2 separate regions of the Homo sapiens genome follow, and region 1 is linked to region 2. A link is a loop called in an ENCODE intact Hi-C map of the cell type or tissue named here. Cell type or tissue: heart left ventricle. All regions are shown on one strand.

What was found. A loop is a pair of places that touch in the nucleus more often than their neighbours do. Peaks named below come from ENCODE experiments on the same cell type or tissue, not always from the same donor. Only the 100,000 strongest peaks of a DNase experiment are listed, where the experiment ranks them.
Region 1: a loop joins it to region 2, with 4 times the contacts of the local background. A loop is called at or near these places in 20 of 110 quality-filtered maps.

The regions. Positions count from the first base shown.
Region 1 is chr16:68,060,477-68,068,476 of GRCh38, forward strand. DUS2 (dihydrouridine synthase 2) reads left to right here. Exons shown (of 17, transcript NM_017803.5): 8 at 590-637; 9 at 5,841-5,906; 10 at 6,090-6,160. Among named protein-coding and RNA genes, the nearest start is that of NFATC3, 21 kb to the right of the region's middle. RefSeq lists an enhancer at 1,027-1,076. In heart left ventricle, a CTCF peak has its summit at 4,427; a DNase peak (open chromatin) is centred at 4,415; H3K27ac peaks cover 1,185 bases.
Region 2 is chr16:68,225,216-68,233,215 of GRCh38, forward strand. It overlaps NFATC3 (nuclear factor of activated T cells 3), which reads left to right. Exons shown (of 10, transcript NM_173165.3): 10 at 1,135-4,044. The coding sequence ends at 1,256. It overlaps ESRP2 (epithelial splicing regulatory protein 2), which reads right to left. Exons shown (of 15, transcript NM_024939.3): 6 at 7,546-7,600; 7 at 7,362-7,472; 8 at 7,156-7,288; 9 at 7,031-7,073; 10 at 6,587-6,888; 11 at 6,267-6,479; 12 at 5,963-6,161; 13 at 5,626-5,812; 14 at 5,174-5,339; 15 at 3,818-5,100. The coding sequence ends at 5,011. Among named protein-coding and RNA genes, the nearest start is that of MIR6773, 4.3 kb to the right of the region's middle. RefSeq lists an enhancer at 2,222-2,271. In heart left ventricle, a CTCF peak has its summit at 4,359 (motif pointing left); DNase peaks (open chromatin) are centred at 6,576 and 7,406; H3K27ac peaks cover 1,378 bases.

The sequences.
Region 1 (8,000 bases), 160 kb before region 2:
CTAATTTTTGTATTTTTGGTAGAGACTGGATTTCACCATGTTAGCCAGGCTGGTCTCGAACTCCTGACCTCAGGTAATCCACCTGACTCAGCTTCCCAAAGTGCTGGAATTACAGGCGTGAGCCACCACGCCCAGCCTATACATTTTAAAAGTCATCACTCTGGTCTGGCCAGCCTGGCCAACATGGTGAAACCCTGTCTCTACTAAAAATATATTAAAAAATTAGCTAGGTGTGGTTGTGCATGCCTGCAATCCTGGCTACTCAGGATGCAGAGGAAGGAGAATCACTTGAACTGGGGAGGTGGAGGTTGCAGTGAGCCGAGATTGCGCCACTGCACTCCAGCCTGGGTGACAGAGCGAGAATCTGTCTCAAAAAAAAAAGAAAAAAAATTATCACACTTCAGTCCCAGATGTTATGGGCACAGATACTGCTGCCCTCCTACTTGTTTAAAAGAAGTGCCGGTTGCCAGTGGGCCTTGGTCCCTTGGAAGTGAGTGCCGGGGTGACGCTCAGTTGCCAGACCCCATCCCATGGAGAGGGCCATAGTGTCTCCCAGATGTAAGAAGACCTTTTGTGTGTTTCTCCTTAGGGAGGAATGGGAGCTGCCCTGCTGTCAGACCCTGACAAGATTGAGAAGGTAAGTCCTCCACGAGTGAAAGCAGGGGTCCTCAAACACAGCTCCAAACTAGAATTGTCTAGAACGCCTCCTTCCACCAATACCAGATTTACTGATGTCCACCCAGTTTCTCTCCCTGAGGCCTAGCGATTTCCAAAAAATTTTCCAGTGATTTTGACATGCAGCTAAGTTTGGGAACCCCCGAGCCAGCCTACAGCAGCCTTGATGTTCCTAAAAAGCCCAGAGCAAGAGACATGTCAATGAAGAGCCAGGGGTCCTGAGGACTCACAGAGAACCTCCTCTGTATTTCCTGTCTCCCTTCTGGGAAGGTCTTGAGAGCAGAGGCCAGCCCACCTGTGGTGAGGACGGGCTCAGTGGCCATATGTGTTTGTATGTGTGTGGGTGGATTGGCCTCTCCCAGGGGGCTTGATGAGAGGAGCAGTGGGTCCCCTATGTCCTGAAAGAGTCTACCCCAGCCCTTGGAGAGAAGCCCGGGCCAGGGTCAGAGGAGGCAAGCTGAAGTTAGTCTCTCTCTGTTCCCCTTTCTTTGGTGATTCTGTAGGCTAGCTTAATGAGGCCCTGGGGACAGGTTTGTGTTCCTCTCCCAGTCTGCCAGCTCTTTCCTTTTAGCTCCTTTGTTTTCCTTTTCATTCTCTATCGCTACTTCCCTGTCTGGGCTTTAAGCCTCATCCTGCTTCCCAGAGGCTAGAGCGACTTGGGACTTAGGCATCACCAATGAGAGCTGCCATCATTGCCAATGAGAGCTGCATGGTTGCTGTGCCAGCAGCCCAACCCTGCATGTTCCTCCAGCCCCACTGTCTCTGGGACATAGGAAGACCACTGTGCTTGCTGGCTACATGCCTTCTCGTTTTTCCCATGTGCAGCCAGAGATACTCTATCTATAGTGCACCTGTATAATGTGCCTTTCTTTTTTTTGAGACAGAGTCTTGCTCTGTCACCCAGGCTGGAGTGCAGTGGCACAATCTCAGCTCACTGCAACCTCTGCCTCCAGGTTTCAAGCAATTCTTCTGCCTCAACCTCCTGAGTAGCTGGGATTACAGGCGCCCACGACGACGCCTGGCTAATTTTTGTATTTTTAGTAGAGATGGGGTTTTGTCATGTTGGCCACGCTGGTCTTGAACTCCTGACCTCAGGTGATCTGCCCATCTTGGCCTCCCAAAGTGCTGGGATTACAGATGTGAGCCACTGTGCCCAGCCATAATGTGCCTTTCATTTGATCCTGAAACCCCTTGAAGTAGATAGGATTGGCAGTTATCTCCATTTGATCAAGGACAATAGACTAAAGCACAGAGAGAGAAAATAATTTGCTTAAGATCATATAGTAGGCCGGGCGTGGTGGCTCATGCCTGTAATCCCAGCACTTTGGGAGGCTGAGGCGGGCAGATCACAAGGTCAGGAGATCGAGACCATTCTGGCTAACACGGTGAAACCCAGTCTCTACTAAAAATACAAAAAATTAGCTGGGCGTGGTGGCGGGTGCCTGTGGTCCCAGCTACTCAGGAGGCTGAGGCAGGAGAATGGCATAAACCCGGGAGGCAGAGGTTGCAGTGAGCAGAGATCGTGCCACTGCACTCCAGCCTGGGCGACAGAGCAAGACTCCGTCTCAAAAAAAAAAAAAAAAAAAAAAGATCATATAGTAAATAAGTGGCAGGCAGAGCCAGCTTGTGAACTATAGTCTCTTCTGACTCCTAGTGTCAGCACCCTCTCCAGTAGCATCTCAGGTTCAAGGTGCCTGGGTATAGTTTATAAGTGTCAGGTCAATAGGCACCTCAACTTGGAAATCTCCAGTTAAGACACTTGTGTGCAGGGTGGAGTGGAAGTAGACATCTTGGATGTCAAATTGGTTTCCACACCTAGGAGAGGGGGCCCCAGCAGGGAGGATGTGGTTCACAACATGAGCACACAGGCATTTTTGTTATCCTCCAGCCTCCTCTCTTCTCAGACCCAGGCTGTTGGCTCTGTCCTCTCTACTGCCCCTCTTTGAATAAGGCAGATTTCATCCATGAGGCAGCAGAGATACACTCAACCTCAGAAGCTTAGTTCATTTCACTACTTCTCTGGTTGGGTACTCAGATGGGCCAGGTTGGACTGATAGATGGGGTTTGCCCCATGGTAGGGAGGTTGCAGGCTTCCACAACAAAGCCAGATGTGGCTTAGGTGTAGGGGCTGGATTCAATTCGGGTCCAGACTGTGTTGGCAAGCTGGGTGACCTGGGTGAGAGCTTTGCGGGTCCTTCCAGGCTTGGCGTTTTAGGCCCGTGGTTCCATCTGTGGGAGTATCTCAAGACCACCTCTAGAAATTTTCTCAAGATTCTTGTTTGGGGTTATGAAAAACTTTGGAAATACATAACATTGGTGGTTGTACAACATTGTGAATGTAATTAATGCCACTGAATTATACACTTAAAAATGTTTAAGATGGCAAATTTCATGTTATATATATTTTACCCCAGTTAGAAATAAAGGATGCTATCTGTTGAGAATTCTGCAGACCCTTGGGGTGAGTAGGGGTGGAGAGTGGGATATCAATCTCTTTGAGAAAGCTTCTACCAGGTAACTCTGATATATGCTCCCTGGATTAAGAACCTCAGTTTTATTTTATTTTTTTAAATATTTATTTATTTATTTTGAGAGGGAGTCTTGCTCTGCTGCCCAGGCTGGAGTGCAGTGGTGCGATCTCAGCTCACTGCAACATCCACCTCCTGGGTTCAAGTGATTCTCCTGCCTCAGCCTCTGAATAGCTGAGATTACAGGCATGCACCACAACACCCGGCTAATTTTTGTATTTTTAGTAGGTACGGGGTTTCACCATGTTGTTCAGGCTGGCCTTGAACACCTAACCTCAGGTGATCTGGCCTCCAAAAGTGCTGGGATTACAGGTGTGCGCAGGGCATCCCCCTTGTGTACACTGTACTTGGGCCATGGCTGACAATTGGCAGGGCCAGGACATGAACTCAGGTCTCAGTGCTTTCCAGGCCTATGCTTTCCTATCCTCATCTGCTGCCTCCCAGAAACCAGGGGAGTGAAGGAGACTGCTTTTCTTCAGTTGGCCAGTGGGTCTATTGAGGCAAGCCTGCTTGTAGGTAGATGTGCTGTTCCTCTGCTCAAATATGGACTTGTCTCTCATTCTTTCTCCCCAAAGACTTGGATCTGGAGAGTTGGTGTCCAGGAGAGTGTCATGCTAGAGCCTGGCCAGAAGACAATCTCTAGTTGCCATTTCCCCTCAGTGTGACCCTTGCAAGTGCCTAGGGTTTTTGGTTACCTAATTTCCTTCCTAGTCCTTAACACACACATGAAACACACAGAAATACTGAAGAAAGTACTGAGAGCTACTTGGATAAAATAGCAAAAGGAAGTTCTACAAGACAGAGAATTGGATCAGACCAGCTGGTGTTGCTTAAATCACCAAATGTCAGAGGATTCTAAGTGAGCACTTGTAATGGAACCTTTTAGAGATGTTGCTCTGAGCATGAAGGATGGGACTAGAATGAGAATTTTTATTGTATTTCTTGATGAACCTGTCAGTCCCGCCCTTAAAATGTAAGTGCCTCTTTAAGGCCTGCCAGGGTGACCCTAAGACCTCAGGCCAAGTCTGCCTCCTGGAGCAGCACCTAGAGACTGTTCCTTCCTGCCAGTCCCTGGCATTTGGGCCAGCAGGTCCTGTCTTGCTCATGAACTGTCTGTCAGTCCAGCCTCTTGATCTGATGTCTTCTGGAATGGCCTGCTTCATCCTGTCCCTGATAGGCCTCCACTACTGGTTTTTGCAACCTGGCTCTCTGCTGCCCCCGCCTGTCTAGAATCAAGACTGGCAGCAGCCACCTAGATATCCCCCTGCTCTGCTAGGCAGAGATCCAGTTCTTGGAAGAGGGTTCTTGGGATCATCTTTCCTCCAGCTTGCCTGGCCTGAAATTTCTGATGAGGGAAGAAGATAGCAATGACACAGACATGCAGTGTCATCTACACCTCTCTATCTCTGATTCTTGTGTGGTCTGGTCTTGCTACCTCCCTGTCACTTTCCTGCGTGACTTCTTGATCTTTCTTTGAAATCTTTTGCAATTGCTATGTGATAAGCACTTTTAAATATGTGCTTATCTTATGAGTATGTTGTCTTTTCCTTTGCCAGTTTCACTCATGTATGTCTGACTGCCCTAAAGAGGAATGCAGGCCCCCCTTAAGAGCCTTCCTGTTCCCTCACCCTGTAAGTCCTGGAACAACACTTAGGGAACATTCCCTTCACCCAGGAAAGAAGCTGTCTGCCCCCCCGCTTTTTTTTTTTTTAATAGAAACAGGGATGGGCTAGGTGCAGTGGCTCAAGCCTGTCATCCCAGGACTTTGGGAGGATAAAACAGGTGGATTGCTTGAGCTCAGGAGTTCGAGACCAGCCTGGCCAACATGGTGGTCCCAGCTACTCTGGAGGCTGAAGTGGGAGGATGGCTTGAGCTAGGGAGGCAGAGGTTACAGTGAGCCAAGATTGTGCCACTGCACTCTAGCCTGGGAAACAGAGCCAGACCCTGTCTCAAAACAAAACAAACAAACAAACAAACAAAAAGGAAACAGGGTCTTGCTGTGTTGCCCAGGCTGGTCTCAAACTCCTGGCTTCAAGCAATCTTCCCACCTCAGCCTCTCAAAGTGTTGGGATTACAGGCATAAACCACCACACCCAGTTAGCTATGTGTTCTTTTTTTCTTACTTTTTTTTTTTTTTTAGCCGTGTGTTCTTAACCAAGGCTAGGCCTCAGAATGATTCTGAGGACGGGCTGGAGTGTGTTGGGCAGAGCCTTTTGAAAACACACATTCCTAAGCCCTTCCCCTAGAGACTGACTCAGGAAATAATAGTGTGGAATTCAAGAGTGTGTATTTCTTCAGTTCTCCAGATAATTCTGGTATTTGTCCTGGCAAAGGCTCAGTGAGCTGCACACAGGTGTACACGCGTACCCATTCACTCACTCATTCAGTATATTTGACAAATATGTGTATACCACTAGGTGCCAGGCAGGTGCTGGGGCTCCAGTATAGAACAAAGGCAGGTCCCTTGCCTCATGGAGCTTATGTGTGTATGTGTGTAACAGACACACACATGCATTCACACATATGCAAACTGTTCATGCCACCGGAATGCACAGCCTGTAGCGGAGTTAATTAGTACAGGCAGAGTGATGGTTTGTTCCAGAAGACATAGGTGCTCTTGTGTTTTCCTTTCTGCAGATCCTCAGCACTCTTGTTAAAGGGACACGCAGACCTGTGACCTGCAAGATTCGCATCCTGCCATCGGTAAGGATGGTGTGTTACATATGAAGGTCCATTCTCTCTGGTGATGTTGGATTTAGGTTTGTGAACGATTCTTGAGGTGCTAAATTAGGCTTGGAGGAGAGAGTAGAGCTGAGCCTACTTTAGGAGGCAGCAGCTGCTCCTTCTGGAGCTTCAGTAACCATCCTGTGTGGTCCTCCTCCTCAGCTAGAAGATACCCTGAGCCTTGTGAAGCGGATAGAGAGGACTGGCATTGCTGCCATCGCAGTTCATGGGAGGTGAGTGGTCACCTTTCTAGTGACTGGCAGGGAGGTCCTAACCCATCTTAGTGATCCTTCCTTAATTGATCTGTCACCCCAAGTGACAGCCAATTTCTCTTCTACATATTCAGCCTACCTCTGCCTAGCTCTTTGATATCTTATGAGTCTGGAGGGCAGGCAGACCCTGAATGGGCTTTTGCATTTGCCTTTCTTTCATTCATGGAGTGCCTATTGAGGGTAGGTACTGAGGTTTAGAGACACAGAGAGACTAAGAAAGGAGAAACACCTCTACTATCAGGATGTGTAAATGCTAGAGATTGAGTAATTTGCTCAAAATCATACCATGCAGCCAGTACGTGGTGGAATTCTGACCCTCATGAGAAAAATCTCATTTATTTCCTTCCCTCCCTCCCTCCCTCCCTTCCTTCCTTCCCTCCCTCCCTCCCTTCCTTCCTTCCCTCCCTCCCTCCTTCCTTCCCTCCTTCCTTCCTTCTTTCCTTCCTCCCCTCCCCTCCCCCTCCCTTCTCCCCTCCCTCTCCCATCTCCTCCCCTCTCCCCCCTCCCCTCCCATCTCCTCCCCTCTCCCCTCCCATCTCCTCCCCTCTCCCCTCCCATCTCCTCCCCTCTCCCTTCCCATCTCCTCCCCTCCCCCCTCCCCTCTCCTCTCCCCTCCTCTCCTCTCCTCCTCTTTGTCATTCTGTCACCCAGGCTGGAGTGCAGTAGCGCAGTCTTGGCTCACTGCAATCTCCATCTCCCGGGTTCAAGTGATTCTCCTGCCTCAGCCTCCCGAGTAGCTGAGATTACAGGTGCGCTCCACCATGCCCAGCTAATTTTTATATTTTTAGTAGAGACAGGGTTTCACCACGTTGGCCAGGCTGGTTTCAAACTCCTGATCTCAGGTGATCTGCCCACCTTGGCCTCCCAAAGTACTGGGATTACAGGCATGAGCCACCAGGCCCAGCCTCATTTTCTTTCTATTATATTGAGCAATGACTTCTCCCTTGAATAATCCCAGACAGACTGCTTTGTTTATGTGTTTTTCATTGTTGTTGTTGTTTTTTGAGACAGTCTTGCTCTGTTACCCAGGCTGGAGTGAAGTGGCACAATCATAGCTCACTGCAGCCTCAAACTCCTGGGCTCAAGTAATCCTCCTGCCTCAGCCTCCTGAGTAGCTGAAACTACAGGCACATGCCACCACACCTGGCTAATTTTTTATTTTTTTGTAGTGACGGGATCTCCTTATGTTGCCCAGGCTGGTCTCAAACTCCTGGGCTTAAGTGATCCTCCTGCCTCAGCCCCTCAAAGTGCTGGGATTACAGGCTTGAGCCACCATACCCAACCTATTCTTTTAAAGGCTCTGCCTCTCTTGTCTGCATTTGTTGGACTGCCAGCTGTCACAATGACTAAACAATCCTTCTAGCTGTAGCTAATGTACTCTATGCTGAGAGCTGAGGTTCTGAAGGCCACCCTTGGCTTACCATTCACACTTGTTCCCTGTGTCCAGGATGTGATTTTGTACAGCATCTCAGGTCAGTAGACTTGGGCCAGAGGGACCTCTCTTCTCTGAGTGATGTTCCTTTGGGCTTAGGGGTCTTATAGGAAGAGCCCAAGTTGTTGATTGTGCTCTTACAACATTTTCAGAGAAGGGAACCCAGAACTCCCTTCATACAAAGCAGAGCAAAGCAGAGTTGCTTGGGTTGAAGCCAGGAGGGAGGAGTACACACTTGTACACATATGCGCCTTCCCAAGGCAGCAGGCTTTGGATTCAGACTCCCTGGTTTGAGATCCCGGCTCTGCTGCTTGTTAGCTGTATATCCTTGGGAAATCACTTAACCTTTCTGAGCACAACATTCCTTGT
Region 2 (8,000 bases):
TGCTGAGATTACAGGCATGAGCCACTGCGCCTGGCTACTAATATCTAATTTTATAACTCCATTACTCTGAAAAGAAACTCCATACTCATTAGTAATTCCTCCCTGTTTCTCCCTCTCTACAACCTGTAATCTATTTTCTGTCTCTATGGATTGGCCTGTTCTGGACATTTCATATAAATGGAATCATATATGACCTTTTATTGTCTGGCCTATTTCACTTAGCAGACTGTTTTCAAGGCTCATCCATGTTGTAGCATGTATCAGAACTTCATTACATCTCAAGGCTGTATATTCCATTTTATGGATAGAGACAACTTACGTTTATCCATTCATCACTTGGTAGACATTTGGATTGTTTCCACTTTTTGGCTATTATTAATAATGCTGCTGTGAACATTTGAAAGTTTTTCATGTGGACATATGTTTTCACTTCTCTTGTAAATATGCCTAGGAGTGGAATTAGCATAGACTCTTTAGTTGATAAGGCAAGGAATGAAATGATGTGAGAACTAAAGGTTCTTATTTGGGGGATTTGGGATGTTCCCTTCTATGTTAGTTCTGTAAGATGGAAATTCTTTGCTCTGGACCTCACAGAGCACTGTACCTCCCTGAGATGCTTAGGACATCAGAGAAATTAACAGAAAAGCTAGAGCCTCCAATCAGAAAAGATCACAAACAACAGAAATGCCCCCACATAATAAAGAGTGCTTGTATTAGGATACAGTAGCAAAATCACCCCCACATCACAGTGGTTTATTCTGACCAAAGCATTTATTTTCATTCCATTTACATAGGAGGTGGCATTGTAGAAAATAAAAACTTTCTCAAAGAGATATGAATTAAAGAAAAGTTAGAGTAAGGTGAATACTTATTTAAACATACCTTTAGAGTGAGGGTAAGCCCCCTTCCCAACCCAAAATGAACTGAATGAGAGAGAAAAAGAGGTCCAGAGTAGTTTGTGGAGCGATGTTTCCATCTCTAATGCCACTCAGCTCAGGAGCAGGCTTCAGACACTGCCTTTATCTTTACAGAAAGCCATGGGAAGGGAAATGTCTGAGGTAGAGCTCAGCGTTGGGCATCATATGGCTAATCACTCAGAGGTCACTAATCACTCTCCCTTTTCTTGTTTTTCAGTGAACGAGATAATTGGGAGAGACATGTCCCAGATTTCTGTTTCCCAAGGAGCAGGGGTGAGCAGGCAGGCTCCCCTCCCGAGTCCTGAGTCCCTGGATTTAGGAAGATCTGATGGGCTCTAACAGTGCTTACTGCAGCCTTGTGTCCACCACCAACTTCTCAGCATGTTTCTCTCCTTGGACCTTGGGTTTCCAACTCTGCAGCCTTCAGGTCTGGGGCCAGGAGTGGGACCCACCATTTGTGGGGAAAGTAGCATTCCTCCACCTCAGGCCTTGGGTAGATTTGGCAAAAGAACAGGAGCAGCATAGGCTGTTTGAGCTTTGGGGAAATGAACTTTGCTTTTTATATTTAACTAGGATACTTTTATATGATGGGTGCTTTGAGTGTGAATGCAGCAGGCTCTCTTGTTTCCGAGGTGCTGCTTTTGCAGGTGACCTGGTTACTTAGCTAGGATTGGTGATTTGTACTGCTTTATGGTCATTTGAAGGGCCCTTTAGTTTTTATGATAATTTTTAAAATAGGAACTTTTGATAAGACCTTCTAGAAGCAAAAAAAAAAAAAAAAAAAAAAAAAAGAAAAAAAAAGAAAAGAAAAAAAGAAAAAGAAAAAAATATCCCAAGCCCACACCTATGCCTCAGAAAGTCAGCATGTGTCCTGAAGACGTTCATAGATTTATAGGAAATAAAGCCAAATGTAGCTCATACCTCTTTATAAAACTAAACTGTTGTTAGATAAAATGAGAAGAGACCATTCCATCATTGAAGTGTTGGAATATAAAAAGACATTCCAGAGCATAGCCTTTTGGTAACTTTCTAGGTAATCTTGCAATCTCTCCATACTGGCTCCATGTTGAAATTGCTTTTTCCCTCAGGACCCTGGGTAAGATGGCTACATTTAAGGTGACTCTGAATGGTGGGGTTCTAGCTTGGTCACTTTCATTTCTTGCCATCATAAAAACTAGTAGGCTGTGGAGTGCGCTTCCTGTTTGTGTCATCTGGTCGTAGAACCTTTTCCAAACAGAAGCATCTGCCTTTGGCTGTTCTGTGACCTTTGAAGCCAGTCTCAGTGGTTTAGGCAGCTTTGCAGTTCTAACTCTAGCTAGAGGCCAGGCTGTGTGCAGAGCTAAAGCACAAATGAGCAGTACATCAGCATGGGCAGAGAAAATACAGGACTCCAGATGGGAAGGTTTTAAGAGTCACACTGGCATGGAAGGCTTATCTGCCATTCTATTTATAGCCTGAAATGATTCTGGCCTACCCTGTCCTGTCTGTATGATCTAAAAACCAGCCTTTTCCCCAGAAGGCTCTGAGCACATCCAGAAGTGATAACCTGACCCTCCACACCAAAGACACCCTGGTGCTGCTGCTGGTGAGACTGGTGTCCAAGGCAGGGCCCAGCAGAAACTGCAGCCTGCTGTCTACCAAAGGAGGTACCCGAGTTGGGTACTTTAAAAAAAAAAAAAACCTGCCCTTACCCCTCTCCCTAATGGGATTTTTTTTACCTGTTCCTGGGCCCATTACAGAGCCTCTGAAGTTTGCAGTATGCTTTCAAATGAAATAATATACTTCCATTGATTCAGGAAGCAGATTTTTTGAGTGCCTATATGTGAGACAGTGTGCTGGTTGAAGGCCTGATGCTGTTATTCCAGGAGACTGCAGGCCCTTGATGCCAGGACTCTCTCTACTAAGGCCAGTTCAGGTCTGGGAAAGGGAGCTGGCCTATTGCCCACCACCTGTTGTCAGTAGGTTAGGAGCTGTTGACTCAGGATGAGGAAGTATGGTCTTTAAAAAAAACAAAATATATTTTAGATTTCTCCCCTAAAGTTAGTTAGAGAAAAAGGTCTATTCTTCAGCAGATCACTGTGGCCCCTCTTGGAGCTGGGTGTTTTCAAATTTTCTTGAAAAGTGAGTTGTGTCACAGAATGTGGATAGTGAGATTTGCTTCTGGGCCTGTGGTTGGACGCCCACAGCTTCCTTTGGAGGGGCAAGAAGTTGGCCTCTCGGTTGACATTCCAGAGAAATGGCCAGACTTGCCCCTACCCTTTTGCCCCTGGTGTAGCTGCCTCACATGAGGTTATTGCAAGAGTTCCCCTTGCAATACCCTTTGTGCCCTCAAGAATTAAAAGCCTCTATGATCCAGAGTTGCTATGCACCAAATTTTGATGCCTTCTAAATACCTTGATGCCTGTAGCACTAGAAATGCTTTCCTATTTAAAATAAACATTAAATTTTAAAATAGAGCTTTGTATACTATGTAAGCAGTTTTATATCAGCTTTGTAAAAGCTTTGGTGTTAAGAGTCAATATTTTTTGGCTTTGTAGATAAAGACTTAAATTTTTGTGCAACATAGTGGTGTTAAAGCACACATCCATTGGACTATGCAAATCAATTTCTACTAGCAGCACTGAGCAACTGGGCACGTGCTAGTACGCACCCCCTCCTACTCTAACTGTGCTAGCTCTTGGGTTGAGGAATGGAATGGGTAGCCTTCTGCTTACTGGAGATGCACAGAGAAACATGGCTGAAAACAGCTTTAAAAAGAACATGTCTTTGGGTTCATGTGTGGTGCTGCTGCCCGGGTGTAAACTATCCCCACCCAGGGCCAGCCATTATCACCAGACCTCTTCTGGGCCTGGCTGTGAAGCCCTGTTTTTGGTATTCAGAATGGATCTTTAAGGCTCAGATGGGCTCAAATTGAAACCTTGTGTTTTATAAAATGGATGTTTAGTAAAGGAACTGGTTCTCAGTTATGTTTACAGCACTTGGAATTGTGTGTTCTTGTACATTTTGTATTTTAAAACCTTTTATGGGAGTGCAGTGCTCCTTACACAAATACAAAGGGAAGAAGAGCCAGCAGTTGAGGCTCCTCAGTTTTAGTGCTGAAATAATAAACAGTGACAGGTCAACAGTATCCTTAATCTGTCTGAGTGTTCCTCCGCCTGGGGTTGGTGTGGAGCCCCTCACTTTGGGGCAAAGTTAAGGGTCCTGTGTCTTTTAAAAAGTCCATTTGGTCAATAACTTTTCATTTAAGGAAGAGAAGATCGAGTTCCAAATTGCTTCCGAGGCTTCAGTTCTGTACCATTTAATGCGTGCAAAGGACATTCCATGGTGTCTGCTGGGTTCAGGGCAACTGGCTTTCCCAAGGCATACAAGAAAAGTTGGCAGAAAGTCCTCCCCTTTAAAATTCAAGCCTGAAGGTTTTGTGTGGGGGCCTACTGCCCCCTAATGTCTTCTGGTGATACTGCAGCACAGTCCATCAAAATAGTTTGTGGTTTTGCCATCTGTTACTCCTTATGCCCACCTGGAGAGGGGCTAGCATCTTTAGGTGGGACCACCCCTGGCACAACATGGTCTCTGAGGTCCAGATACTCTGAGGGTAGGGGCTGGCTCTCTCTGCCTCCCTATCCCCTACAAGAGGGACAGGGAGAGGTAGAACATTGGGATCTTTACTCAGAGGCTCAGATGGACCCTTGATTCTCCCAGGAGTCATACATTGAAGGTACCAGAGCTTCCATTTTATAAAAGAAAGCAAGCCTGCCGTGGACCTGTCAGCCCCACGATATCTGTCGGCATGGGCCACAGCCAGGACAGACTTAAGGGCTCTCCAGGTGCCAGTCAAGATGCCTGGCTCAGGCCATCAGGAGCTGGTTAGCCCCATTCCACCCCCAGCCCTGCATGCAGGGTCCAGCCATTGTCTTTGGGGGAAACAGGCAGAATAAGTGGAGGATGGAGCTGGGGCTTGGGCTCCTCTAGGTACCTTCTGAGAGCTTTGACAAGCCAGAAAGAAGCTACCAGGTTGAGGGTGCTGGTCTTCTGGACTCAGGAGAGACATGTTCGCCGAGGATATCAGCTGGCTCTTACCTCCTGGCTTTCTCTCCTACAAACACACCCATTCCTTGGGGGCTTGTAACACAGTGCGAGGTGGGTCACCAACAGGCATCAGACTGGTGTAGTCATCAGCGGGTAGCTACAGAAGGGACACAGATTTAGGGCAGAGAGCTCAGCCAGACCCGCCAGGCCCTCCGGCCACACAATCTCACCTGGTAGGCCTGGAAGACGCTGAGCAGATCCTTCATACCAGCCGTGTATGGGACACCCTGCATGCGGACCAAGGCTCCTGACTGGGACAACACTGAGGTGGGAGCAGAGGCCAGGGCAGCAGTGGGTGTAGTGAGGTAGCCCACAGTGGTGGGGGAGACTGGGGGGCTAGGGTGGGAGAGACAAGGTTTAGTCATGCATGCCACCTGTGGCCTAGACCGAGACCTGTTTCCCTCCTCCCTTGTTTCTGCCTTGTGCTTAATTCAGTTCCTCCCTGAAGCCCCAGCCTCTACAGAGTCATTTTCGATCTGTTTTGTAGATGGCATTAGCCAGCTGCCACCTTACTCCCTTGTCATCTCAAGGGAGGAGTTATCTGGTCCAGAAAGGGGATCGTGACCTTTCCCCAGATTGGGACAGGGAGTGGGACTGTGATATTCTCTTAGCTGCAGGGTACCTTGGGTAGTAGGCTGTGTAGTTCAGGTAGAGTTGAGTGGCTGGCCCTGGATAGTAGGCAACAGGGGTGGGGGCAGCAGGCACCCTGGCAGCTGGGAGCAGTGCTGAAGAGGGGTATAGAGCTGCCGTCTCCGTGGGAATGAGCGTTGGGGTGGCTTGGAAGGTGGTGTAGGTAGGTGGTGAGAGGCCTAGAGACGGAAGTAGAAAGTGCATGTGCACGGAGCCCAGCACTGCCCTGGGTGGGGTAGCCAGAAAGGAGTCCCCGCTATAGAAGGTAGGGGCTTACAACAGCCTGGCTACCACAGGCCTCCTCCTCCCCTAGCCCCTAGGGCACTCACAGGGCAGCTTGCAGGGTGGAGGGGACATGCCACTGCGGCCCAAGGTGCCCCCCATCAGCACTCGGCTCATCTCCTCTGTGGAACAGGGGACCACCTCCACGTAGCGCTCCTTCATCACCTTCTTATGGCAACGCTGAGCAGCAGCTAGGGCTCGCTCTGCTGATGTCATCTGAATGAAGGCATCGCCCGATGGCCGGCCCTGTGCACACCATCTTGTGAGCAGTTTGTCATGTGTAAGAGTGCCTTACCCCTAACACACACCCCTTCCTATTTATGTGTTCCCCCTACCAAGCAGTGGCTTCACCTGCTGGTTGAGCACCATGTGTACACCGTGGGGCCGAATGTCAGCTGCTGCCTCCCCCAGAAAGCTCAGGATGTCTTCAATGGTGGCCGTGTAGGGCAGGCCTCGGAGGCGTACACAGTCCCTCCCAGTCCCAGGTGCCAGTGGGAAGGGGATGGGCAGCAGTGGGGCAGTCAGTGTAGGAAGGAGTGGGCCGGATGCATAGCGGTTCAAGACCTAGTAAGGAAGGCAGCAACAGGCTGGTCATGCCAAGTAGGGCAGGGACACAGAGGGCCGCCCTGGAGTAACAGTACATCTGGGGGTGGGGAGCCCTGGGCGCTCACCTGCTGCACTTCGGCTGCAGTGCTCCGGAAGAGTTCAATGTATCGCTTACCCAGCATGCCCTTGTGCCTGCGCAGTGCAGCCTGTGCCAGCTCCTCACAAGCAAAGAGGGCGAAGGCATCACCAGTCGGCCGGCCATCAGGATGGCGCACAAAGAGCAGCCCCTCGGTACCCCCAGTCACTGGGCACTCTGGCCCCAGGAAGCCAAGCACGTCCGTTGGCCCAGCCGAGAAGGGCAGTCCCCGCAGCCGCAGGATCACTTGGTCTTCCCGTGACAAGAAACGAGCCACCTCTAGTGATGTGCCTGTGTATGAGAGTCGCCTGCTGACTTCACTCATGCTCCTCCAGACACTCACCCATGCAGGGGAGCAGGCAGGCAAGGGGTGGTGGGGAAGTGAAATGGATCAAGAACCAGGGGAGCCAGGCCCTGTTTGCAGTATACTCACCCCCTGCAATCTTTACAAACTCCTCCCCTGTCGCTTTATACACCTGTGGGTACAGAGAGCAGCAGCCCATGGGTCTCAGGCCTGACTCAGATTGGCCCTGCTCCGCTCCCAGCCCAAAGCCCCACCTCAATATAGCGGACGCCCATGTGGTGCTTGTGTCTCTGCAGCGCTAGGTCCCGCTGCTCGCTGTCCACAAAGCGGATGAGGGCCTCGCCATTTCTGCGGCCCTGGGCGTTGAGGCAGAGTGCTACACCACCCCTGTGGAGCCAGTGCTGTTAGTGCCTCCTGGGTAGGCCTGTCCAATTGGGCCCACCCACCCTGCCACACCCACCTGGCCACGTTGAGCCCTTTGAAGAAGCGAGCCACGTCCTGGTCTGATGACTGCCACGGCAACCCACGAGCCCGTACCACAGTCTCACTGTCCACCACATCAGCCTTGCTGCTGTAGGGGCAGGGCACAGTGCTGTCAGAGCTATTCAGCTGTTGTCACCCCCAGCCCCTGCTCCCACACTCACCAAGGCCCCGTCTCGTATTTCTGCTTTATCACCTCGGGCTTCGAAAACAATTGACCTGAGAAAAGATGGCCTGGGGGTCAGCAGGGTCTGGTGGAGAGGGGTGTCCCCACCAAGTTCTGCAAAAAGTGGACAATTGAGAGAGATGAAGAAATGACAGGCCGAGCACAGTGGCTCACGCCTATAATCCCAGCACTTTGGGAGGCCAAGGTGGGTGGATCATTTGAGGTCAGGAGTTCCAGACCAGCCTGGCCAACATGGTGAAACCCCATCTCTACTAAAAATACAAAAATTAGGTGGGCATGGTGGCAGGCGCCTATAATCCCAGCTACTCTGGAGGCTTAGACAGGAGAATCGCTTGAACCCGGAAAGTGGAGGTTGCAGTGAGCTGAGATTGTGCCACTGCACTCTAGCCTAGGCTACAGAGGGAGACTGTCTCAAAAAAAAAAAAAAAAAAG